2 separate regions of the Homo sapiens genome follow, and region 1 is linked to region 2. A link is a loop called in an ENCODE intact Hi-C map of the cell type or tissue named here. Cell type or tissue: PC-9. All regions are shown on one strand. Each heading gives the region's core, and the rest is flanking DNA. Links, peaks and the distances in the headings are about the cores only. Region 1 has its middle 110 kb from the start of EOLA2-DT. Region 2 has its middle 25 kb from the start of MIR2114.

Region 1 (12,812 bases), core at 2,014-10,013, 150 kb after region 2:
TATATTCCTTGTGAATTGTATAAGGAAAATATATATAGGCATTATCGCTATATGAGAAGATAGAAGAACTGAAAAACTGAAAGGTATTACTGCTAATAAAAAGAGAGAAGATGGGAAGAGAAGTCAGTTTGGGGAAAAAAAGATGAGGATTTTGAGACATGAAGTTTGGGAAGTCAGCCAAAGGACCAGGTTTAAATATGCAGCAGGAGGCTGAAGACTCAGACTTGGAGCTCAGAAGAAATGTCAGAACTGGAGAGAGATTTGGGAGTCATCTATACAGATGCCTCTAAAGAGCAAAGCCTTGGGATTAGATTAATTTTCACCAGAAAAGGAGAGGGCAGGGCCAGGTCCAAGCCCTAGAGAATATTTATATCACACTGGGGTGCTAGCGGTGGTAGGGAGGAAATGGAAGAGGTAATGGTGAGGAAGCAGGAGGAAAAAAAAGACTTGGCTGGGTGCAGTGGTTCATGCCTGTATTCCCAGCACTTTCAGAGGCTGACATGGGTGGATTACTTAAGCCCAGGAGTTCGAGATCAGCCTGGGCACCGTGGCTGAAACCCCGTCTCTATAAAAAATACAAAAATTAGCCAGACATGGTGGCACATGCTTGTAGTTCCAGCTAATCAGGAGGTTGAGGTGGGAGAATCACCTGAGCCCAGCAAGTTAAGGCTGTAGTGAGCTGTGATCGTGCCACTGCACTACAACCTGGATGAGAGGAGTGAGACCCCGTCTTAAAAAAAAAAAAAAAAGAGTCAGAAAAACACAAGGAAACCCAAAATAGTTTTGTCTTACAGAGGCCAAAGAGGGAAATAATGCCAAGGAAAGAGTGGTCAACAGTGTTAAATTCTACAAGGTTAAGGAGGATAAGGCCTCAGAAAATGCAACTATCTCTTACCCCAAATTCCTACCATATATCCAAATTAATTTGAAGCTGATGGTGACCTCACTAACAGTGAGCCTGTAAGACACTGTCTTAATCATCAGCTTCCATCTGTTCCTTCATTCATTCCTTCCCTCAATCCCCCACTCCCCAGTCATTCATTTAACCAACATTCACTGAGTGTCTACTCCAAGCCAAACCCCTGCTATGTTCTGCAGATATTGAGACAAATGAAATATCGTCCCTCCAGAAGCTCACAGCTTAATGAGGAAGACAGGCCTGGAAAAATAATTACAGCATAGTGTTAACACTTCAGCAACGACTTATTGAATGTATATTCTGGAGCAGACACTATGGGAGGCACTAGAGATACAAACATAAACAAGTAGTTGTGCCTGCTGGGAGCTCAGAATATAGCTTGGAAGGCAGATAGAATTATAACATGTTATGATACGATGTAGAAATAAAAGGAACATACAAATTATATGACAGCACAGAGTAGGAAATGAGGCTTATGAGTAAGTCCTGTGAGGTAAGGGATATTCATATGCCCATTTTACATATGAGGAGATTGAGGCATGGGGAGATGAGGTGATTTGCTCAAGGCCATATAGCTGTGAGTGGTAGAGCCAGGGTTCAAGTGTGGGTTTGTGAGACTCAGGAGTTCAGGCTTTACCCACTCTGCCATACTGCCTGAAGGCCTCTTCCAAGACTTCCCATGCTCTTTCCACTGTGCCACCCTGGTTGCACCTCCCAGGGCACACAGTAGGTGCTCAATGAGTGTTTGTTGAATGAATAAATGGATAAATGAATGAACTGTGCAACTACATAGGGTTGCTGGGAAGGTTCTGAGATAAATACTTGGTTAATTAGAGGTCATTGTATAGAGTCACTGTGTAGGATGGCAGGTGAGGACAAAAAGACTCCACACCCAAGTGGGAATCTCTGCTGTGTGGGCCACTATTACCAAAGGAGAAGTCATATCCAACAAATGTGTTGGGATAGCTAGAGACTGGCATCAGGGAGCTCTGAGAGTAGAGGGAAGGGCGTAAGTCACAGGGGCTGGAAGGGGAAGCGCCAAAGGCCAGGCAATATCTCAACCCCAGAGTGCTCATGCTGGGAATGCAAGGGTCCAGGGCCCAAAATCTAGTTACCCAAACTGGGCCACTAGGTCGGAGCCAGGTCAGCTTGGTCCTGAGTCCATCAAGCCATTAGCCTGAGGTTTGAGAAAGCCCTCTGAAAATGCGGGATGGTGGGGTGAGGTGGGAAAGGAGAATGAGAGGGATGATGGAGAGGAGGAGGGGAAAAGGAGAATAGCGAAGGCCAACATTTACCAAATGCTGATGTGGGCCAGGTGCTTCACTAAGTGCTTTCCAGGCTGTCAGGTTACCCTCGTAATATCCTATGACAGATACTTAACTTCCCAATTTTCTTAGCTAAGCTTGCCAGCCAAGGGCAAGGGGCTCTGCTCTCCTCTTCATGCACCTATGCAAGCCCTGCCTGCAGGTAGCAGTGGCCCCTGCTGATGGCTCTAGAGGAGACAAGTGAGCACAGCAAAGAAGTGTGAATCAGCTCCAAATGATACTTTCCCATTACAGAGAAAAGGGGCTTGGGTGGGAAGAAGCAAAGTTCCAGTCTCCTCCTGTGAACTCCTGAGGTTGCCAATCTCCAATCTGTAACAATGAAGATGCTGACAAGGTCATGCACAGGGCTTCTGCCATACAGCTTAGAAAGCCTTTTACATACATGACTTGATTATTATGCCCCCTTAGTGAAAACAATTAAAAGACAAAAACAACAATAAGATGGTTTTTGGTCATGGAGATTTTCCCCAAAAGATTATTTTTCTCCACTTCAATCCATGTATATTTCCCAGATGTCCTCTGGTCTTCTGCAATTTCTACTAAGAATTTCAGCTATCCCAACAAGGATGTTCAAACATCATAGTTTCTACTAACATATGGAGCCCATATCTCTTGGCTCCAAATTCATTTCCCTTTCCACCACATCTGGCACCTATGCTGCCAAAGGGATAGGAGAAGGAAAATCAGGTTCCACAGGAGCTGGGGTGTTATTCTTAGATTTTTTCCCATCAGCCCCCAATTCAATTCCCTTTTCCTACTCAGATCCCTACAGTTGGAGCTTCCACCTAGAGGCTAAGGCTCACTCCAGTTCCCTGACCAGCCAATTCACAGGCATGAAGTCAATGCCTGGCTTCAGCCCTGGGCTGGAGCATTAGAATTAGGGTGCTCTCCCCTGTCTGGGACCCCCTAGAACAGCTGCCTGAAAGATCTGTAATGCTCCCAGATTAGAACTCTTCCCAAGCCTACCTCTTACACTGACCCATGCTTAACAGCTGGTCTTCTGCCTTAACTCCCACTCTTAAGTCCTAGAGTTGTCCTGCCTACCTTCCTACCCTCCTTGAAAACTAAACGCTAGCCTAAATGAGATATCATCTTACTTAAATCTTCCTTCAACACCTGGCACAGAGGATGGTCCTCAATACTAGACTAATGCTGGATAGATGAGTCACTCTCCCTGCCTTGTTTTTGCCCACCTTTCTCTCTGGAACTGGCACCTTGACTCAGTGGCTAGGGTGTGGCCACTGGTTAGAGGTCTTGCAGATGATGATTGCCCAACTGGCAGAAGAGCCAAGTAATACCCACATACTCCCTAAGCTGTGTGATTTTGAATAGGTTATTTAACTCCTCTGTGCCTTAGTTACCTCCTATGTAAAGTGAGGAGATAATATTGCTGCCTCACAGGATTGTTGTGAGGACCAAAAGAATTAGTGTATGCTAAATACTTACCAGTGTCCATACAAGTGTCTTCTTGTGCTATTGTAATTATTGTTATTATGTTGGTTATGCTGTATTCCTCAGCACTGACCATTTTCTAGAATATCACCGAGGCACCTAGGTCTGCGTGGAGAGTATTCTTCTCACCTTCTTGTCTGCCTTTGCCTGTAACAATGCCACTTTCCCAAGCCTGGGTCCTGGTTAGTGGCCATATCCAATACCAGGGGTCAGCCCTCTCTCCTCCCTGACTGGCCTGCTTCTGCCATTGAGGCCATGATTTCAGGTGCACGAGTCCAATGTTAGGACAAACAGCCACTTCTAAACCAAAGACCAAGTAAGCAAACCATTCTCTTTTAGGCTAGGAAGTAGGAGAAAGCATCATCAGTATGGTCTGAGAAGCAGCAGTCTTGGAGGAGTGAAGCAGACATACAAAAAGCTTGGCTGTGTCTATGGCAACTAGGTGCAGTTGTACAACCTCCCAAAGGCTAGAAAGCCCACTTCCCTTGATGGGAGGGCTGCCCTGGGAAGTGTTGGCCAACAGAACAGGGGTTGCTTTGTGGGGGATGGGGACCTGCCAGTGCAGCTCCTGACACACCAAAAGCGAATCCCAGCATCTCAGAAACTCAGCGTCACGTTCCAAAGAGAGAAAAAATGGCCTACCAAGAGCACTTGTTTATTGCTCAGAACCCTGGTGTAGCCCAGCTCTGCATATCTGCTGGCTAAGAGAATGTTTGACTAAGGGATGCACTCAGAGCTCATTTAGCCAATGAGCCTTTCTTCTACTGGTGAGAAAACTGAGGGCTTTTTCTGCCCTCTGCATGGCTTTTTAGAGGGGTTGCTCTAACCACATACCATACCATGAGCTTCACTCAAAACTCGTTGCAAACAATGCCAAGCCTTGGAAACTGTACCAAAGCACTCTCACCTTCCTGTGACTCACAGTGCTTGCTTTATTCCGCACTCACCTGACCAGTCATCTCAGTGACTGCTGATTTTGGTTCCTCAGTTTGGGCAATCCACTTGGACTTCCTCTGGCTTGTAGACTTGAAAATAAGTCTACAAGCCAGAGAAAGGCTTGAAAAATACCTGAGGGCTGTCCCTCAGGTATTTTTACTACCCTGGCTGTGCTGCCTCAGCCTGTGTCTGTAAAGAGAATCTCTCCTTCAGCCCAAGCCAGATCAGTCCCCTCATCTGCCTGCCCCCCAACAGATTTTAGATCTTGGGATTCAGACACTATGGCCCAGAAAAATAATGATAGTAACACAAGCTCCTTGTCAGAGGTGAGATATTTTGTAACCATTAAAATAAAGAACAGAAGAATGCTGGTTCAAATCTCAGCTCCAGCTCTGCAGAGCTACATGAGTCTGAACAAATTATTAAACCTCTCTGAACCTCAAATTTCCTCCTCCATAAAATGAAGACTAAATGTAATATTGTATGTACATTCCTGGAAATAGAAAGTGATCACTAAACTGTAGTTAATATTAGTAGTAGTAACAGATAATCTAATAACCTGTGCTTCTTCGCTATCTATCAAGCTGGTGCCACAGAGCAATTGTTCAGTATGTGTTGAGTGAAAAAGATGTTTCCCTATTCAACAGGCACAACCACCAGGTGGGGCAGGTAGAGAAGACTTTGGTCTCCCCAGCAATGGAGACCTGAGTCTGAATGGTTAAATGACTTGTCTCAAGTCACAATTACTGAGCAGCAGAGCTTGGATTGGGAACTTCTGTTTCTTGACTCACTGTTTGTTGTTTACTGTTTTAATTTGCCTGATCAAATTTAGGCCAGAGAGGAATTTAGAGATTATCTAGCATAATCTCATCATTTCAAGGTTAGAAAACAAGCCAGGGAAATCAAGGATGTTTCCCCTAGAGCTAAAGAGCTAGTCAGCTGGGGAGTACAGCATAGATCTCCTGACTCCAGCTTAGTGCTCTGTCAATAATGTAACAGCTTACTTTGCAAAAATCACCTCTCTGTTTGTAATTCAGCAAACACAGTCATTCTAGGTGCAGAGCTGCTATAGCTTTCTAGGAAAACACCCAAATGGTAACTGCAAAGGCCTTCTGCAATAACAGGCCCACCTTCAGTGTACCAGATTCATTCTTCATGGAAAGTGCACCTTTGGTGTGACTTGAAGGAATGTGTCAACATGAAGCCTGGTGACAACCAAGTGTGCCAACAGCCACAAGCTTCGTGGTGTGGAGTGCCATCTTTGAAGCAGACCCTACAATACCGCTGGTATGTAAAGCATGAGCTATGAGAAACAGCACCACTTGGCAGTTCCTTCTAAAGTAATAAAGACAGTTAAATGAGGCCCAAACAGCACAGGATATTATTGTTTACATGCAACCCTTATCCCATGGCTGTAGGAAATGGAGCCAAATTCCACAAGCCCTTTCATTATAAGAGTGCTCTGCAAGACAGAGGAGGCCAGCATTGCTGCTTGGTCTGCTGTTCTTTCTTGAAGTCAGCTTCATTTGAGAATGAAAAATGTTGTCCTTAGAATTCAAACTCCACAAAGGCACAATGCAGTACAGAAAGATAATGTTTTAGGATAGATTAATAATATTTATGAGATCTTTTAAATAAATTCCACTTAATTGACATGCACCAGCTCCTCCTTTCCAACAAAAATTACTTCTCAAAGAATTAATATATTAAGTTTTTACTCTGAAATAGCTCTTAAACACTCTTTCTTTTCATTGGTTTCTCTGTTTTCCTTTTTTTTAAATAAAATGCACATTTGTATTGCACAGCTTTTAAGATTTCATTTTCTTATAGAAATGATTTCTGAAACAGATATTAGAATTTGCATAAAAAAGCATTTAAGTTGTGAAATATGTTATTTATGTTTTCCTTATATACACTTTAAATTGCTTTGGAAAGAAATTTTTAAAATATATTTAAAGTGCACCTATTAACACACTAAATTGGAACTTATTTTTATTTGATAATACTGACGTCCACAAAGGCACAATGCAATAGAGAAAGATCATATTTTAGGATAGATTAATTATACGTATAAGATCTTTTAAATAAACTTCACTTAATTGACATGCACCAGCTTCTCCTCTCCTTTACAACAAAAATTAATGAGTTTATTTTCCACCATGGTCTGAGTAAGATAAAAGAGATAAAACAGTGACTTTCCTTGAGTTTAATGTTGAGAAAATATAAAATCATATATATCCAAAAAAAAAAGAATTCAAACTCCAATGTTGGGGAAATGTATTAGGTTGTTCCACTTGCAGTTAATCTGAGGATGCAAAAGTTAAATAAGCATTGTGTTTACCTCAAATGAAATACATAATAAGGAGAGGGCAGAGGTAAATAACTCATTTGTCAATGTAACTAGAAAGGGATCTCCAATAACTTCTAATTTAAAAGGTTTCGAATTTTGAAGAGTTTCTGATGGAACAGGAGAGGATGTTTCCTATAGAAGACAATCAACACCTTAGATTCTAATACCACTCTTTATTCCACCTTCGAAAAATCATCAAAACACGGTGATTATCCACTCCTATGCTATTGCACAATGGTGGCTACAGAAGCATATGATTGATGAAAGAGGCCTGACTCTATGTCCGTGGCATGCCCTGGTCAAGCACACAAATCAGGAGTACCTTGCCCTACTCCCCCAAGCACAAGCAAGTTAATAGCAGTGTTTGTGGGTAAATGCCATATCTCTTGGTTTTCTCTGCTTCTATTAGAAACAGCCATAGCCAGTCTTGGGTAAGTAGTCCGTCTTAACATGCTTGCTTGGGTCTTGGCAGTAGAGGAGAAAGGCCTTTCTGAAAGCACCATCTTCACGGCCAGTCTCCCAAAATGGTACCATTTCACAGTTGGTTTTACTCTTACTGCATTCACTTAACATATTTACTACAGGCCATGTTCTGCACTTGGCATTAGAGATAGGGAGAAGAATAAGAAAGGAAGCAATCAATTTTGTCTTGTGGAGGAATGATTGGGCTTGATACTATTTGAGCTGCTCCTGGAGGACATGAATAGTGCTTCAACAGGCATGGGGGTGGGGATGGAGTATTAATGAGAGAGAAGATGTAAGAAGGAAAGAAGCTGTCTAATGGCTCATACACTTATTTGCTTAAACAGTTCGAATCACTGGATTGTAAATGGCTGAAGCTGTTTTGTTGATGTGAATGAGTATATTCATGGAAAACGTGCTTGTTATTAAAATGACGCAATGCCTTTTTGCAAAAGACCGCATGTAGTTAAAAGTGCTCCCACAACTATGCCAGCTTCTAATAAACAGGAATTTGGTGTGTATCTAATTGGGTTTTAATGGCTCTGGCAAAATTAAGAACTAGAGTAATTTGATATGGCTTTTTTCATTCAAACTTTCTATCATCCTAATCTCCTTAGAAACTATAAAGTATAACTTACTTTCATCAGACTATAAGCAAAGCCCATAAGCAAAGGAAAAAATAATTAACCAGATATTTTTAGTTTTATTAGATAACAAATATTACAACCCTGGCCCAATGTCTGGTCAGTAATGCCACAGAAAAAAATCGTTCATTATTTTGCAGCCTATCGATGAGACATTTTACAAAAATGAAAATTATCTCCTATGCCATTAGATCTTATGTCTGTAAAGATGTATTTTACATCTGTACCCCTGGTGGTAATATGTCTATGTCATTAACTGGGTAAGAATCCAAAGCTGATGATCAATTAATTATTCTTCATTGTTACCATTGTTTTAAATTATCAAGGGTCTTCTAGGGTTCAGGAATCTCACCTTTTTAAGTTCCAATGTCCTGAAATGTCCTGAAATACATACCTACAGAATTTTAGGTAATTTCATTTTTTTATAGATAGAAGCAGTTATGCCAGTTCTTATCAAAATTGCAAAATTACAACTAGTCCTCTCTCTAGAACCAAACCCTGGCCATGTCACATAATCCAGAGATGGATATTTCTACCAAATAGCTAAAAAATGATGAGGAAACCACTGGAAAAACAGAAGAGCCTGTGGATAGGTCAGGAATCTGAGTAGGGTAAATTAGGGAAAAGGCAGCCTAGAAAAGAAGAGGGCCAAGAACAATGGACAGGAGTTAAGGTAGGAAAACAATTTTTTAATGTGCCCATTTTCTCTACTTACTACCCTGAGAACACCATTCTTTTCCCTGCTTTGCCACCGGGAGACATTTAAACAGTAGACTAGTACCCACTAGGTGTGAACTCAGGGCTGGCTGAGATGATGGGTACTAGATATCAACTGCATGTGGATTGGCCAGCCTTTAAGAGTTTTTTCCCCACTTCTACCTGTATCTCGACACCCTGAAAACTAGAGAACTACAACTACAGAGGATTCTTCTGAAAAAAAGCAATGCCAAGGCTGAGTTACCATTTGTTATGCTAGAGGCTCTCTCCCCAGCAACATAGCTCCCCACCATCAAACTTATTGGGTTGGGAGGCGCACTAGGCAAGGCTTAAGTTTTAGTGGCTCCCCATAGTTACACATTACAATCCAAGACAGCCAAAACCCTAGTGGAACAGGAGTTCACAAGGAAAAACGGCTAATGAATATTCACTGAAAAGCATAGTGGAACAATTGAGAATAGCAGCTGAAACTGGTGGAGGTTGTCCACTCTCCAGTACTAAGTGAGTATAAAAGGCCTACGGCAAGAAGGACTAAAGAGGCTGTAGGAATCTAGCCACTATGAGCTCTCAAAAATGACTTGTCAAGATTCCTTTCTAGGACAGAATACCACATTAAAGATAAGCTGCTAGGAGTGAAATCAAAATTGAGCAGGATCATTGCTTCTGCTTCTGATATGACTGAATAAACTCCTACTGATTGCAATCCTCCTGAAAACAGCAATTTTAAACACTGAACAAAATATAAAGAAACAATGATATGAAGAGACTGGAAAGTGAACAGAAGCAGACATATTCTTAAAAGGAGTTGACATTTGAATAAAGGTATGGCATAACATGAGCAACCTATTTTTACAGCTTTTAGACTGAGGGCAAGCCAAAGCTGCCAAGTGGCTAGCACACTAAGAATAAACTGACAATCATTCTGATATGAAGAACTAAAGAACAGAGCTTGGGACAAACTGAGCCACTGGACAGTTGTGGGGAGAATCCTGTAAAGGAGAGAGAGGGCAAGATAGAAGGAGCACTAATTCCTGTATATACAAACTATCCAAGTCTCAGTTGGCCCCTGAACCACACATACATGGGACAGACTTTAGCTAAAGATAAAAGCACTGAACTCACATTTTAGCTACCAACCAAGAGACAGAATTTAGTTTCAGTCTAACCAAGTTAACTGTCTGCTAAAACAATAAAATCAGTATTTTTCAGACACAGAACCCAGAGTCTCCATAATATAATATTCAGAAGACTCAGAATACAATCCAAGGTTACTCAATATATGAAGAACTAGGAAATTGTGATCCATTCCAAGAGATAATACAATCAACAAAGAGAAAACCTAAGATGATTCAGATGTTAGAATTAGCAGACAATAAATTTAAGGCAACTAGTAGAATTATGCTCAAAGGAGTAAAAGAAAGTATTTTCACAATAAATGAAAAGATAGAAAATCACAGCAGAGAAATATAAACCATAAAAAATGAAAATTACACAATTGGAAAATACAATATCTAACTTTAAAAAATCACTGAATAGGCTTAACAGCAGAATGGAAATAAAAGAGGGAAGTTTCAGTAAACTTAAGATGAAACTTTCAAAATCATGCGTTCCTATAGATATACAGAGAACAAAGAGAAAAACACACGAGAAAAAAAATGAACAAAGCCTCAGGAATGTGTGGGACAATATCCAAAGGTGTAACGTACATGAAGTTAGAGTTCTAGAAGGAGAGGAGGAGGAGGAGAATGGGATAGAAAAAAATTGCATGTGTAATGGTTTAAATTTCCCTAAATTTAAAGATTCCAGAGGCTCAGCAAATCCCAAGAGGACAGAAAACAAAGTCTTGGAATATAGTCAAACTGCTGAAAACCAAATATAATGAGAAAATCAAAAAAACAGCCAGAAAATAACAACATTTTACACACAGAGGAGGAAAAATGACTCAATTACTGACATCAGAAATGATGGAGGCCAAAAGAGACAAGACCAACATCTTCAAAGTGGTAAGAAAAAGAAGCCAACCTGGACTTGGGAAAGAACAAGGTGGTGGAATATAAACCTCTCCTGATGGTTCATCTGCAAGGACATGAATTTAACAACTATCTACACACCAAAAAAGCACCTTCATAAGAACCAAAATCAGGTGAGCACACACAGCACCTGGTTTTAACTTCATATTTCTAAAGGAGGCACTGAAGAGGTAGGAAAAAGTCTTGAATCACCAAAGCCACCCCTCCCTCATCTCCCAGCAGTGGCAGTGTGGTTCGGAGAGCATTCCTGTGTGTCATGGAGAGCAAGATTGCAGCAATTGTTAGGCATTGAACTCAGTGCTGCCCTATAACAGAAAACAAAAACAGACCAAACTCAGCTGAATGGAGGGAACATTTAAGCCAGACCTAGCCAGAGGGGAATCAGCAGTCCCAGTGGTCAGAACTTGAGTTCCTGCTAGTCTCGCAACCACAGGTTAAAGTGCTCTGTGTCTCTAAATAAACTTGAAAGGCAGTCTAAGCCAAAACAGCAGCAACTCCTGGGAGAATCCTAGTGCTGAACTGGGCCCAGAGATAGTGGACTTTGAAAGGACTTGGGTGTTGTGATCTAAGCTGTATCTAAGCCCCTTTAAAGCAGATTCAGCTTAGATAAACCAGAAAACTATTAGAACTGTTAAACAAATTCAGTAAAGTTGCAGGACACAATCAAAAGCAACACACAAAAATCAATAGCATTTCTATATGCCAACAGTGAACAATTTGAAAAAGAAATCAAGAGAGTAATCCCATTTTTAACAGCCACAAATAAAATTAAATACCTAGAAATTAACTTAACCAAAGAAGTGAAAGATCTCTATAATGAAAAGTATAAAACACTGATGAAAGAAATTGAGGATACCAAAAAAATGTAAAGGTATTTCATGTTCATTGATTTAAAGAATCAATATTGTTAAAATGTCTATACTGGCCGGGTGCGGTGGCTCACGCCTGTAATCCCAGCACTTCAGGAGGCTGAGGTGGGCAGATCATGAGGTCAGGAGATCGAGACCATCCTGGTTAACACGGTGAAACCCTGTCTCTACTAAAAATACAAAAAATTAGCCGGGCATGGTGGCAGGCAACTGTAGTCCTAGCTACTCGGGAGGCCGAGGCAGGAGAATGGCGTGAACCCAGGAGGCGGAGCTTGCAGTGAGCCGAGATCGTGCCACTGCAATCCAGCCTGGGCTACAGAGCAAGACCCCGTCTAAAAAAAATAATAAATAAAATAAAATAAAATATCTATACTACTCAAAGCAACCTACGCATTCAATGCAATTCCTATAAAAACACTAAGTAGAAAAAAATCTTAAAATTTATATGGAACAACACAAGACCCAGAATAGCCAAAGCTATCCTAAGCAAAAAGAACAAAACTGAAGGAATTACATTACCTGACTTCAAATTATACCACAGAGCAATAGTAACCAAAACAGCATGGTACTGTTATAAAAGCAGACACATAGACCAATGGAACAGAATAGAGAAACCAGAAACAAGTCCACACATCTACAGTAAACTCATTTTTTATGAAGGTGCCAAGAACATAAATTGGTGAAAACACAGTCTTTTCAATAAATGGTGCTGGGAAAACTGGTTTTATGTACAGGAGAATGACACTAGACCCCTACAAAAATCAAATCAAAATCAAATCACGATATACAAAAATTAAATCAAAATGGATTAGAGACTTAAATCTAAGACATCAAACTATAAAATACTATAAGAAAACATCCGGGAAACTCTGTAGGACATTGGTCTGGGCAAAAATTTCTTGAGTAATACTCCACAAGCACAGGCAACCAAAGCAAAAACGGACAAATGGGATTACATCAAGTTTTAAAAGCTTCTGCACAGCAAAGAAAACAATCAACAAAGTGAAGAGACAACCCCCAGAATGGGAGAAAATATCTGCAAAGTACCCGTTTGACAAGGGATTAATAACCAGAATATATAAGAAGCCCAAATAACTCTATAGGAAAA
Region 2 (12,812 bases), core at 3,239-11,238:
TGAACTGTGGTGCATTCATATGAAAAGTATACTATTTGGCAGTGAAAACAAATATGGATGAATCTTAAAAGCAAAATATTGAGTGAAAGAGGACTGACCAAATGAATGTGTATGTATCATGCACACACACATACACACACACAAATGAGTGGTGAAATCTGAGTAAGGTCAGTGGACATCTCAATGTCGATTTTCTGGTTTTAATGTTATGTTACAGTTGAACAAAATGGTACCATTGGGGAAAACCAGGTAAATGGTGCATGGGACCTTCTTGTACTATTTTTGCAACTTCCTGTGAATCTATAAGTATTTCAAAATTAAAAGACTAAAATTTGAATTTAAAAGGAACATGCATTATTCCATTTCTATAAACTTGAAAGCAAGCAAAGGTAATCCATGGTGATCTGGGATGCACCTTGATATGGTAAAATACAAAAGATTGGAAGGAAGTGATTCTCATAGAAGTCAGGGATGAAGGAGGGGCTCGACTGTGACTTGTAGGGCATGTGGGGGCTTCTGGGGAAGCTGTCAATGCTGCATTTCTTGAGCTGGGTGATGCTTACACTAGTGTTTACAACAATTTGTTTAGCTGCATATATATGTCTTAAGCACTTTTCTTTGTGTGCAATATTAATATTTAACAATAAAAAAGGCTTCATTAAAGACATTTAATGTCTTTAAAGATCCCTAAGTCATTAAAGATCCCTAATGTCATTAAAGATCCCTAAAGCACCTTAGGGATCATTTCGGACAGATACAAGTATCCTCCATCAGACTGAGTCCCACAGGCAGTGAGGCCAAGTGGCACTCCAGACCCTAACACAGGGCCGACCCAAAGCAGGCACAATGAAGCAGGTCTAGTTGATAAAATTAGAAGGACTGTTTCAAGAAGTGCTGCCTTCCATCTGCTTTTGAGGAGGCATCTGGAAAGAGGGGAAAGCAGGCAAGGCACATGGCCTGCTATACAGACTGCCAACAAATGGGACACAATATTGAAAACCAGGACTGTGGTTCCACAGTCATGGTGTTGTCCAACCCCAAGTGTTGTGTTTCAAGGGCTGCTATTTGCAGCTTGGGGTAGAGTCTGTGGCCCCCAAACCTTGAAAATACCTCTGGGGACCCTGCTGGGAATCTAGCTTGGCCCTGATTGGCCACAGAGCAACAATTGCCCAAAATTATGCCTAGAAGACAATGTGGTGTTGCCTTCTAGAGTTGTGAGGTGCAGTGCCCCTAGGGGAGATTACCCATATGCTGGTGGTGTCATTCCACCACTGTGCCTTCCAGGAAAGAGTAAGCTATGACTTCAGGCCATGGCCACAGCCTACTCTCACTTTATCTGTGGACTACCCACTTGTGCCCTAGGAGTCTTCTCCACTAAACATTAAAGAAGGCAGAAAGGACTGCCGTGTTGAGCAGAAGAACTTGTCCCTCTGGGCAGGCCACTATGGAATCAAGGGCTGAAAGCTGCTGTGAAATACAAAATGTAAGCATTCATGTAAGCCACTTGGGCTGCTAGTAAAAGGACCACAGTTACTAACCACTTCCAGACATTGGCCTGTTGGGTCAGAGGTGCCTGAGAGAGCATCTGAGAAGAGGCGGGAGCCCTGCTGAAATTTCTGATGGGGACCTGAAATGCAATAAAAGGCTTAGGGGCTAGCCATGGGAAGAGGAAGGCCAAGCTCATGGCTTAGTGGGCATTGCCATTGTGGGCAGAAAGAACAGCTGAGTGAACCACCAGGGTCCCCATATCTCTGTCCTGAAGTGGGACCCCTACCTCTAGTCCTGAATCTGTAGCCCCCAAACCTTGGAAAATACCTCTTGCAGAGGACCTTGCAGAAATTTCAGCTTAGCCCTAGCTGGCCACAGGGCAATTGCTGCCCAGAACTGTGGCCACTCACCTCTTTGGGCCCCATGTGGGAGTGTTGTCTTCTGGTCATTGTCTTTGTTATTGGTTCTGTTTGTTTTTTGCCAGTCAATCCATTTTCCTTTCAGGATGTTATCTTCTAACTTATTTTACAATTTAAAATTATGTTTATCTACCTTTTGATTTTTTACTTGTTTTGACAAGGGAGTGGGGGCAATGTCAACACGAGGGAAATAGCTCTGAAATGAATTCCTGGTCTAGACAAGGGAGGCAGGAAGGAGGCCCTTGGTAGAAGCTGCATTTCAATCTCAGGGAATGCCCCTGACCATCAAGCCATTCTGCTGGGCAATGCTATGAGCTGCTGTCCTTTGTCAATTCACCTTTGGAAGTCCAAGGAAATTTCTAGATGTTTCTGACAGCTAATGACTAGAGCTTTAGCAGGGGACAACTGACCACAGTAATGTGGGGAAGGCAATGAGTGAGTCCAGCTCCTCATCCTGAGAAAGCACCCTTCTCACTACCACCCTGAGACCCCATGGAAAGGTGACCCTGATTTGGTTATACAGATTTGCATAACAGAAACCAGATGGCAGGAACTCCCTTAGCTGTGCAGTCAGAACCCATTCAGGCATTGATTCCCTAAAATCCCTTACCTCTTCTAAGCACATGCAAGATCCTACCTGAGGTTGGTGTTCTTCAAGAAGAGGGGTCGCTGGGAAGCCCACAGCCCTGAGAGGTACCCCCTGCTACTAGCATATATCCTTCATAGAGCAAGAGCCAGCTGAGGAAGGGGCAGCCTCCAAAGGGGACAGGCTCCTTGAGTCCCTGGAAGGACTTCATTACAATCAAGCTCTCAGCAGCCAAATTTCTCACACCGTATATCTGTCCAATTGCAACCTGGAAACCTGACTTACTTGCACAGCATCCCCCACGATCGCATATCACCGCCAAAGGCAAAAGGTAGGGACTTGAACTCAGATCCCTGTCTTTTGTGTACAGTGAGTGCTGCTAGCCTGCACACCACGAGATGTTCTGTTCTGGTACATCTCTTCTCCCACGTGAACTGAGGTCAAGTTGAATTGGAATGACTATGACAGCCAATGTCAATGAAGAATGGGATGCAGAGGGCACAAGAGATGAGCTGCCTTGATTAGTATTTGTCTCAGTAACCTGTGTTTGTTGTGAAGAGTAAGGCATCATCATTTCCCAAGCTCCAAGGAAACGCTGTTCCAAAAAGAGTTGCTATTTTTTGAATTGTTCTACTCCCGTGCTGCTGATCTCTTGTGAGACCCTGGTAGCAGGACCCCACACTGAGCTGTAAGACACTCATCTTGCTATGACAACCCCTATCTTCTGTATCACAATCTATGGAATGCTCAAATTTGGCCAAATTGTGGACAGTGCTCAACATAGTTAGCATTATTGTGAAAGTTTCCAGAAGGTTACAAGAACAGCCAGATCCCTGATTGGAACATGAAGACCTGGCTGAGATTTCTATGTTCTCTAATCTGGTGATGGATGAAGAGGGTTGGGAGGGGGTGTCCCTCCTGAGAGCGTGGGCTGAGCCTTCATCTCAACTGAGAGAAGGATGCTGGGGCAGGAGCATTGCACCTTCTGGGGGTTGAGATAAGGAAAAGGGCTACGTGGGTATGTATGTTAACTCTCAACCTCCAAGTCAAGTGCTGAGGGCTCAGCTTGGGGATTTGCAGACAGTCAAAAGAGTTCTCCCACACTTGGACACAGGAAGGGGAAAATCACACACCGGGGCCTGTCGTGGGGTGGGGGGAGGGGGGAGGGATAGCATTAGGAGATATACCTAATGTAAATGACGAATTAATGGGTGCAGCACACCAACATGGCGCATGTATACATATGTAACAAACCTGCACATTGTGCACATGTACCCTAGAACTTACAGTATAATCATTAAAAAAAAAAAAAAAAGAGTTCTCCCAGACATGCAGGGACAGAGCGTCAAGGCATTCCCCAGCCTGAGGCCTGGTGGGGCCCCCAGGTGGCAGGAAGAAGCATGGAGGAACTGAGTGGCTAGGACTGTGAATCCCAGGAGCAGCCACTTCACCCAAAGCAGCTTGAGTTACAACTCTGTTGATTGACTGATGACCTCTAGGCCCAGTACATATTGCTTCACAGAGCCTAGAGAACAAAATGTACCCAAGAGGTAGGGCTGGGGCTGCTCTCTCTTTTCTTGCCAGAACTGAATTCTACTGTGTCCTGAGGAGGCCTGGGCAGTTTGTGTGGTGTCAGGGCCAGACGCTTGGCACAGCCTTTGGCCTGCCCACCAGGGGCACTCTAAGCCACATGGTGCCATGGTTTCTGTAAGGGGATTCCTGGGCAGCCCATGTTAACAAATGGGAATGGATTCTGGAGAGAAAGAATGGGGTAGACCCCAGATGGTGATGAGATGACAGAAACATTTGTGAACACTTATATAAGCTCCTTTGGGGACTCCCTGAAATATTCAGGGGGTGGGGAGGGAGCCTGAAATATTCAGGGGGTGGGGAGGGAGCCTGGGTGAATAGATAGGGCGAGAAGCAGGCGACTAGCTTGTTAATGTTCTGGGACCCTATCTCTGCAGGCTGGTGAGGTCCTGAACTTATAGATTACAGGGTAATGGGAAATCTGTGAGGAGGAAGTGCTGGAGTGTTGAGGTGCAAAGCTGCCGCACACCCCACGAGCCCTGTAAAGCAGAACCCGTGGCCAGTTTCAGGGTGCGGGGGTTTTCTAGATTTCCAGCCCCTGCTGCTCCTCCACTTAGACACTACATTTATTTATTCTTATATTGAAAGAAACACAAAGTAACTCATTTTATTTATATTCTTAATAAGGAAACAAAGTTTCCAACATGTAGCAGCAAAATAATAACAGCAACAATAACAATGTGTGCATTACCAAACACACCTTTTAGTTGAATGGAAAACCTTTTACTTTTTTTAACTTTTATTTTAAGTTCAGGGAAATGTGAAGGTTTGTTACTAGACACTATATTTATTCAGAGTGCTAAAAATGGTGGCGGCAGCCTTGTTCCATGCCAGTTGAGTGAAGCTGAAGCTTTGATGGCTGGAATTCCCTTCCCCTAAACAGTTCTCATTCAGCAGGAGCCACATGAAATTCAGGTGTTATTTGGAAGATGGAAGTGAAGCCAGTGTCTCTATCTTTTGTCTCCTCTTGTTGACATGGGGCAGCTGCTCTGTGACTTCCAGGAACCCTGAACATTTTTGCCTTCATGGGGCCCTTCTTCAATTACCAATAAATAATGATAATTATATTTTATGATTGTGTTGGTATAAAGATGAATACATTATTATATAAGAAAATATTGTCTTTAATCTAAAAGTTCATTTCTTTCCTTCTGATTTTAAAATAAGTTTAATTATCTTGTGTGTCCTTAAAAGTCTCATAGCCTACTGTACCTAATGGAGAGGTTGACCCTGAAAGGGCCTGGAGCTTGCTTGCCCATGCTGGTTCTCAGGGATCAGTGTTTGGGCTTGGAAGGAGCAAGGTTTGCCCATGGACTAGATGAGGCAGCACAAAGAAATGGGTGGATTGGCTGCTTTTTGTCTTTGGGATTAAAAATAAGTCTATTGAGTGTTGTGGAAAAATCACAGTCTTACAATTTAGATGATCAATTATGTGGGAAAAAACAATGTCCATGAGAAAAAATCAGCACTTTTTAAAATTATTTTAAATAATTGTAATTATAGCTAACCTTTGTTAAGCACTTATTACAAGCCACATACTGGGCTAAGCCTCACTCCTTTCACCTTCACATGAAACCCATTTTAGAGACCAAAATGTTGAGGCTGCAGGCTGATGAGGCAGCGGAAAGTCAGAAATGAAGACCATAAAAGAATAGAGACCAATTGGTCAGTAGGAAGAGGAAGTGGGGAGAAAGGATTCAGGAACAGACACTCAGGGATTCCCCGTGTTCTCATATTTGCCCTTCTAGAACCACATTACATGATATACTAATAAATAGGCTTAGGACAACAGCACAGAACCAGATGTAAAAGTTAACAGTTTCATTAACACTTTTCAAGAAAGGAGGCTGTACTTGCTTCTGATTTTCTTCTCAGTGATTTCCCAGGCCAACAACAGAGGGCATTGTCATATTGAATGAAGAGGACCCATCTGGAGACCTCTGGGAAGTCTTAGGCATCAGGTCCTTCCCAACTTCCCCAAGGGACCGAGCCAAGGCAGAGCTTTGTGCTCTGAGAGAAAACTGTGCTTCCTGGCTCCAGGGTAGAGAGGCCTCAGTCTGGCACAATTTCACAAGAGGGACTAAAAGGAAGACAGGAATGTGACCGGCTGTATTCTACGTACAAGGATGTGGCAACTCTGAGGGAGGAAGTGATCTACTCATGGCCATATAGCTAAGTAGTGACCAAATCAGGATAAGAGCCACGCAGTGTGACTCTAAGGAACACCACAGCACGTCGCCCCTCACAGGGAACAGAGCTGGCATTGGCTGCTCATCTATTATGTGCCAGGGCTTCCACGTATTGTCTTATGGGAGCCCAACAGTGAGTAGGGGAGGAAAGTCATGCTCAGGCCTGCTGTACAGATAACGAAGCTGGCTAGAGTGCTCAGTGCGCAAAAGGGAGAGGGAGGCACCAAAGTCTCAGAACTGGCAGGAACCTGCATGCCCTTCTGTTCAGCCTTCCGTCCACTGCTTTGAACTCTCAACTGGTCTTCCCATCGGTCCCCTCACTTTTTATTGTGGTATATGTGTGTGTCTCTGTGTGTGATAAAATTTGTCAGTTCATATTTTTAGTGTACAATTCAGTATACTTAGGCATTAATTACATTGACAACATTATGCAACAATCACCATGTAATTGCAGAACACTTTTATCACCCCCAAAAGAAAGCCTATACCCATTAAGCAGTCACTCTCCCATTTTTCCTTCTCCAAGCTCCTGACAACCATTAATCTGCTTTCTGCCTCTGTGGATTTGCCTATTCTGGATATTTCATATAAATGGAGTTATACAACATGTGGTCTTTTGTGACTGGCTTCTTTCACTTAGCATCATGTTTCTGAGGTTCATCAGTGTTGTAGCATGGATCAGTACTTTATTCTTCTTTATTGCTGAATTGATATTCCATTATGTGGACATAGTGCATTTTGTTTATCCATTCGTCATCAATGGACATTTTAGGTTGTCCCTACCTTTTGGCTATCGTGAATCTGTGATAGACATTCATTGTGGGGAAAACTGTTTCCAATTCTCTTGGCTATGTATGTACCCAGGAGTGGAATTCCTGGGTCATATAGTCATCCTATGTTTTTCTGAGGAACTGCCAAACTGTTTTCCCAGTGGCTGTACCATTTTGCATTCCCACTAGCAATGTACAAGCGTTCCAATTTCTGTACATCCTTGCCAACACTTGTTATTTTCTGTGCATGTGTTGTTCTTTTTTTTTTTTTTTTTTTTTTTTTTACCCTAGTGGGTGTGAGGTGGTATCTCATTGTGGCTATCATTTGCATTTACCTAATGACTAGTGATGTTGTGCATCTTTTCACATACCTATCGGCCCTTTTTCCATGTTTCTGAAAAAAAAAACAAAGCATCCTTACTGGGCCTCCAAGGCCCTGCCCCACTCCCGGCCGCACTGAATGGTCCCTGGCCCTCCACTTCCACTCTGGCACCAGCCACCTGGGCCTCCCCTTCCTCATGTGCACACACAGTTCCTTCTGCCTGCGAGTGGCCTCCGTGCTCCCCTCCATCTTTTGGCTGAGCCCCTACTGGCATGCCCAGAGCATCATCTTGCACTGCCCCTTGGTGCGCCTCATCCCAGTGATGGGCTTCTTGCTTCTTGCAGTTTCCTGAGGGCAGGTGCTGCATCTGGCCCGTTCACTGGAGTGACTCCGGTTCCTGGCTGAGGGCTGGAAAAACAGTATGTTTGGATCCACAGCACCAGATGGAAGACTGAACTGAAGTTGTGCAGGTTTCCTTCTGAAAGACTGGGCTCTCTTGCCCAAGAGGCACTGGCGGTTCCATCTTGGGACTCTTCCTGCTCCAGGGCACCGAGCACCCAGTATTAGGACAGCAGGATAGATGAGGCATCCCCACCGTCTCCCATTGACATCTTTGGAGCTGCCCATCCTCAGCTGTGGTCTGCTATGACTCATGCCCTCAAGGCAGGATGAGTGTTGTCAGCAAGTGACTCATGGACATAGCTCCTCAGCCTTGGCAGCCTTGACAGCCAGCTAGGTCTGATGACATAGGAGAGAGAGCCCCACAGTGGGAGGCAGGGACCACAGTTCCGGTCCCAGTCTGTGATGACTCAATGTGTGATCTGGGGCCTTCACTTCCCCAGCCTGTAGAGTCTATCTGAACCACCTGTGGATCCCTTTCAAAAATGCAGCTGGCTACACTCCCACCCCTGCTCCGACCCTGAGATTCTGATTTAGTGGCTCTGGCATGGAGCCCAGGAAATCTGCAGTGTATTCAGCAGCCCCAGTGCCGCTGATGCTCACCCCGCCTTGGAGAATCTGCACAAGCTGCTCTGAGGGCCCTGTCCATCTCCCAGACTTTGGTACTAGAATTCTAGAATTCTTCAGAATTCTGAACAGTTTTCACTGGGCAAGTTCCAAGAAGTTCCTTGAAGGAGGAATAAGCTCACTTTCTGTTCCCTGAACACCTATCCTGGGTACCCACCCAGTGGGAGTAGTGGGACATACTGTGGGGCAGGGTGGCTTAGAAGCTCAGCCTTCAGCCTGTCAGCCATGGAGAATGGTGGCAGGCCCAGGGGCAGGGTCTACTGGGAGTGGAGCGCTGGGCGCTTGTGGCTGCAGCACTGTAGAGGGCCTGAGGATAGGGCCACCTGTGCTACTGAGCTCAGAGTTTCTTCTACTGGAGTTGCCACACATTCTGCAATATGCACCCAAAGACATCACCTCCCCATTTAGGGTGGTCCTAATGGACTGAGGCCTAAGCTGAGGCTTCCAGCAAACCTGCTCCACCATCTGCTGGGTTTTTGTTTAGAGCAGGGAGGAGGCCCACTCTTTGTTGAGGGCTGTGTTCCCAGAGGGGAGCTAAGCAGCACCTTGATGTGGTTGGGAGTTTGAAGGCTCTGGGTTCCCCATCCATTTCTACCTCCGCACCATCTTGGGCAGTCCAGCCACCCTCTCTCAGGCGTGGTCTGCTCCTCCATGAAATGAGAATCCCATTAGTATCTGACTTAGGATTTCAATGATGCTTAAGTGAGAGGCTGTACAGAAAGGGATCTTTGCAACAGTCTTCCTGTTCTTTATGGCAGAGGAGAAACTCCACTAGACCTGCTGGCTTCAAGCCATGGCTGCTCTGCCAAGCTCCAACCATGCCCCCGGGAAGGCAACTCCACAAAGATGAGCCAGTCTTAGGGCAAAAAACTGTGAGAAAAAGCTGGAGAGAACACAAATTCCCAGGGTCAGGGGGAGGCTGGCAGAGGCAGCTACAGGAGAGAAGCTGCTTTGTAGAGAGCCATTCTGATCTAGTGCCGAGCAGGCACACAGAAGACCAGAAACATCCAAAGAGAGCTTTGTAGCTTGAGGGACCCCCAGAGGGAGTGACAAGGCTGACAACAGGTAGGGTGGGGGCATTTTCACAAACCTGGGTTCCCCAGGCCCAGCAACCTGAGGCCTCCTAGCCTTGGCCTGCCCTTGGGAGCTTTGCAGCTGCTAGACACTGCTCCCTCCTCTTGATGGAAGGTTGAATTGTGGGCTAGAATCCAAATATGTGGCCACTGTGGACTCAGGGGAGAGGGGGCTGCAAGAATGGGTATCTCCAGGGAAGAAGGCAGAGTTGGGCCAAACCTTGGGCCCCCAGGCCCAGACTCCAACAGAGACGCTGTCCTCACATAGCTCTCCTCACAGGGGGCTAGTCTCTGGGCAGAGAACAGGATATTAGGCCAACGGCAGCTTTGGGAGATGGGGAGGTGGGGGAGCAGCTGCAAGAAGGCCTCAGGCTGTCCAGACTCTGGCCAAGGCCACCTTCCCTCCCCTCACAGGCAGGCCACCACCCAGAAGCACAATCTGCTCATCTCTGTATTGGATTTGTAAACCACACCACGCCCAGGGTCTCCAGCGGCTCCAGGCCCTTGCCTGCAGGCCGCCTGAATGGCTCCCAGTAAATCCCTCCAAACTAAGTGTGGACCAAGTCACCTCCTGTCAGAACCCTTCATGGCCCCTTCTGCCATCTCTACCTCTATAGGAGCCTCTGAATGCTTAGGAGTAAAGAGCCATTGAGGAGCTGTGAATAATATAATCAGAATTTTAAAAGCATATGAGAAGTGGTGCTAAGAGGTCACTCTGAAGCTCCAGGGCAACTTCTGTGGTTTTGACTGCTTTTACTGCCCGGAGTACACCACCAACTGCCAGTTGTTTTTGAATCATAGTCACTGGAGTGACTAGACCAAGAGGGTTCAGGGCTATTGTTTTCAGAACTGAGCCTGTATGAAGACAGCCCAGGGGCTACTGGCTCTTTGGCAGCTCTGACTTACTACCTTTTGCTGGTGGCTTGCCCCTCCACCCCAGATTTTCTTCTCCCATCGAAGGGGACATCTAAGTCATCAGTGGCCTATGGAGGATATCATGGCCATGAGTGTGGCTCTCATGGTCAGGGTCTGGTCCCACTTGCTGCATACTTCCTGCTACACAGGAGGCACCTGATCTCAGGCAAAGAGGACACCAGTGGGGCTAGGCAAGGGTCCCTGGAGAGCATGCGTCTGCTACTACTATGCATTGGGCAGGGACTATGGCCCAGCACAGCAGAATTCAAGAAGCATAGGCACAGGGCAAGAGATATGAGCATGAGCTGCTGTCAGCCATCATCAATGAGCTGGTGCGGCACCTGAGATATCCCTTGTCTTGCTGGGACCAGCCATTGCCATTAGTGGCTTTCTGGGAGGTTGTCTGGGATCAGGGGCTCTGCAGCCAAATGAAACCTCCCTGGACTGCTGGAATGTCCTCTCTCAGGACAGAGTCACCTTGCTCCTAGAAAAAGACCCAGGAAGGCACCTACCTTTCTTCTGCCTCCTCCTCCTCAGCACTCCTTCCTCCAGGCGGAAAGCACTATCCTGTCCAAACTGTCCTGGCTTACAGAATGCTTACCCAGTGTGCATGATGGAACACTGATCCCCACAACTGCTCTGGAGAAGGATAATCTTCCCATCTAAAGAAGAGGAAGCTAAGGCCTAGAGAGGAGAAGGGACATTTCAAGAACCCAAGGTCAGAAGGAACCATAGGCAATAGCCTCATCAACTACCCCTACCCCACCAGCCCAGACCTGGCAGAGGATTTCAGGTTAAGCATCCCCAGCAGAAGCTAGTTTCAGGCCAGGTTGCTTTCTGCTTCTGGGGACCCTGGATGTCTACACAATGACTGCAATTCTTCCTTTTCTGATTCGATTGGCCATCTTCCGGAAACCACTGGGCCAGGCAGAGTGGAGGTGAAGGGAAATTACTACTCATAACCCTGATGTATTTCCTTTTCTTAAATACAAATTACCGCAGCCCCCAGCCCTAGTCAAACATAAAGGGAAGGAGCAGCTCAGGCAGGTGTATCCTAGTGCTGCACACTTGATGTCCATATTGCTGTCTGCTCTGACTCTGGGCAGGTTTGTTTTAATTAATCAAATTGCTATCAATTCATAGGCTTCACTTGACAGCCTCACCTTCTAATGCGGTTAAGTCCAAAGCCTGAAGCTCATGGGCCCTGAGCAGGTCTGACAAGGAATGGAGCCAATCATGCCGCCTTGACCTTGAGTGAGTCACTAGAAGTTCCCTGGGTGCCACCTGGCAGGGTTTAGGCCCTTGGATGGCTCACAGGGTCAGGGTCTTGGGAGCAGTGTGGTCCACTGTATGTTTCCTGAGGCTGCTGTAACAAGTTACCACAAACTAAATGACTTAAAACAACAGAAATGTATTGTCTCACAGTTGTGGAAGCCAGAAGACTGAGATCCAGGTGTTGGCAGGGCCGTACTCTCTTAGAAGGCTCTAGGGGAGACTGTTTCCTTGCCTCTTCCAGCTTCTGGATGTTGCCAGCATCCTTGGCTATGGCTGCATCACTCCAGTCTCTGCCTTTGTCTTCACATGGCATTCTCTGTTTTTGTTTTGTTTTGTTTTGTTTTTGTTTTTGTTTTTGTTTTTTGAGACGGAGTTTCGCTCTTGTTGTCCAGGCTGGAGTGCAATAGCGTGATCTCGGCTCACTGCAACCTCTGACTCCCGGGTTCAAGCGATTCTCCTGCCTCAGGCTCCCGAGTAGCTGGGATTACAGGCACCCACCAGCACGCCTGGCTAATTTTGTATTTTTAGTAGAGACGAGGTTTCTCCATGTTGGTCAGGTTGGTCTCGAACTCCCAACCTCAGGTGATCTGCCCGCCTTGGCCTCCCAAAGTGCTGGGATTACAGGTATGAGCCACTGTGCCCAGCTTTGTTCTGCATCTTTCTCCTTTCTTCTAAGGACAATTGCCATTGGATTTAGGGCCTACCTGAATAATCCAGGCTTATCACATCTCAATGTCCTTACCTTTATCACATCTGTAAAGACCCCCCACCCTCTTTTTTTTCCAAATAAGGTCACGTTCAGAGGTTCTGAGGGTTAAAGCTTGGACATATCTTTTTGGGGTCCACCCTTCACCCCAGTACATACACTCCCACTGATGGATCACTGACTTCCAAGAAGTCTGGCTATCAGGGCAGTGTGGCCTTTGGCAGGATCGACTGACACTTTCTCCTTTCAGAGCTAAAGTGGCTGAGAGCCTGAGGGGAGGAGGCTGCCTGGCCTCAAGTTCCCCTGGCAAGTGAGGCACGTAATGGAGGAGGGCAGGGACTTGTCTCTCAGCCCCTAGGCTCCTATTGTCTGGATAAGCCTGCTGAGCTCTGAGCCAGGCCTAACACATTTACATGACACAGGCATTTGTCAAGGGAATGAGCCCTTGGGGTC

The links. Peaks named below come from ENCODE experiments on the same cell type or tissue, not always from the same donor. Only the 100,000 strongest peaks of a DNase experiment are listed, where the experiment ranks them.
Region 1: a loop joins it to region 2, with 4 times the contacts of the local background. A loop is called at or near these places in 3 of 110 quality-filtered maps.

Annotation. Positions count from the first base shown.
Region 1 is chrX:150,043,069-150,055,880 of GRCh38, reverse strand. No RefSeq gene overlaps it. Among named protein-coding and RNA genes, the nearest start is that of EOLA2-DT, 110 kb to the right of the region's middle. In PC-9, for the core only: a CTCF peak has its summit at 5,290 (motif pointing right); a DNase peak (open chromatin) is centred at 4,600; H3K27ac peaks cover 2,158 bases.
Region 2 is chrX:150,196,414-150,209,225 of GRCh38, reverse strand. No RefSeq gene overlaps it. Among named protein-coding and RNA genes, the nearest start is that of MIR2114, 25 kb to the left of the region's middle. In PC-9, for the core only: no CTCF peak of the experiment used is centred there; a DNase peak (open chromatin) is centred at 8,085.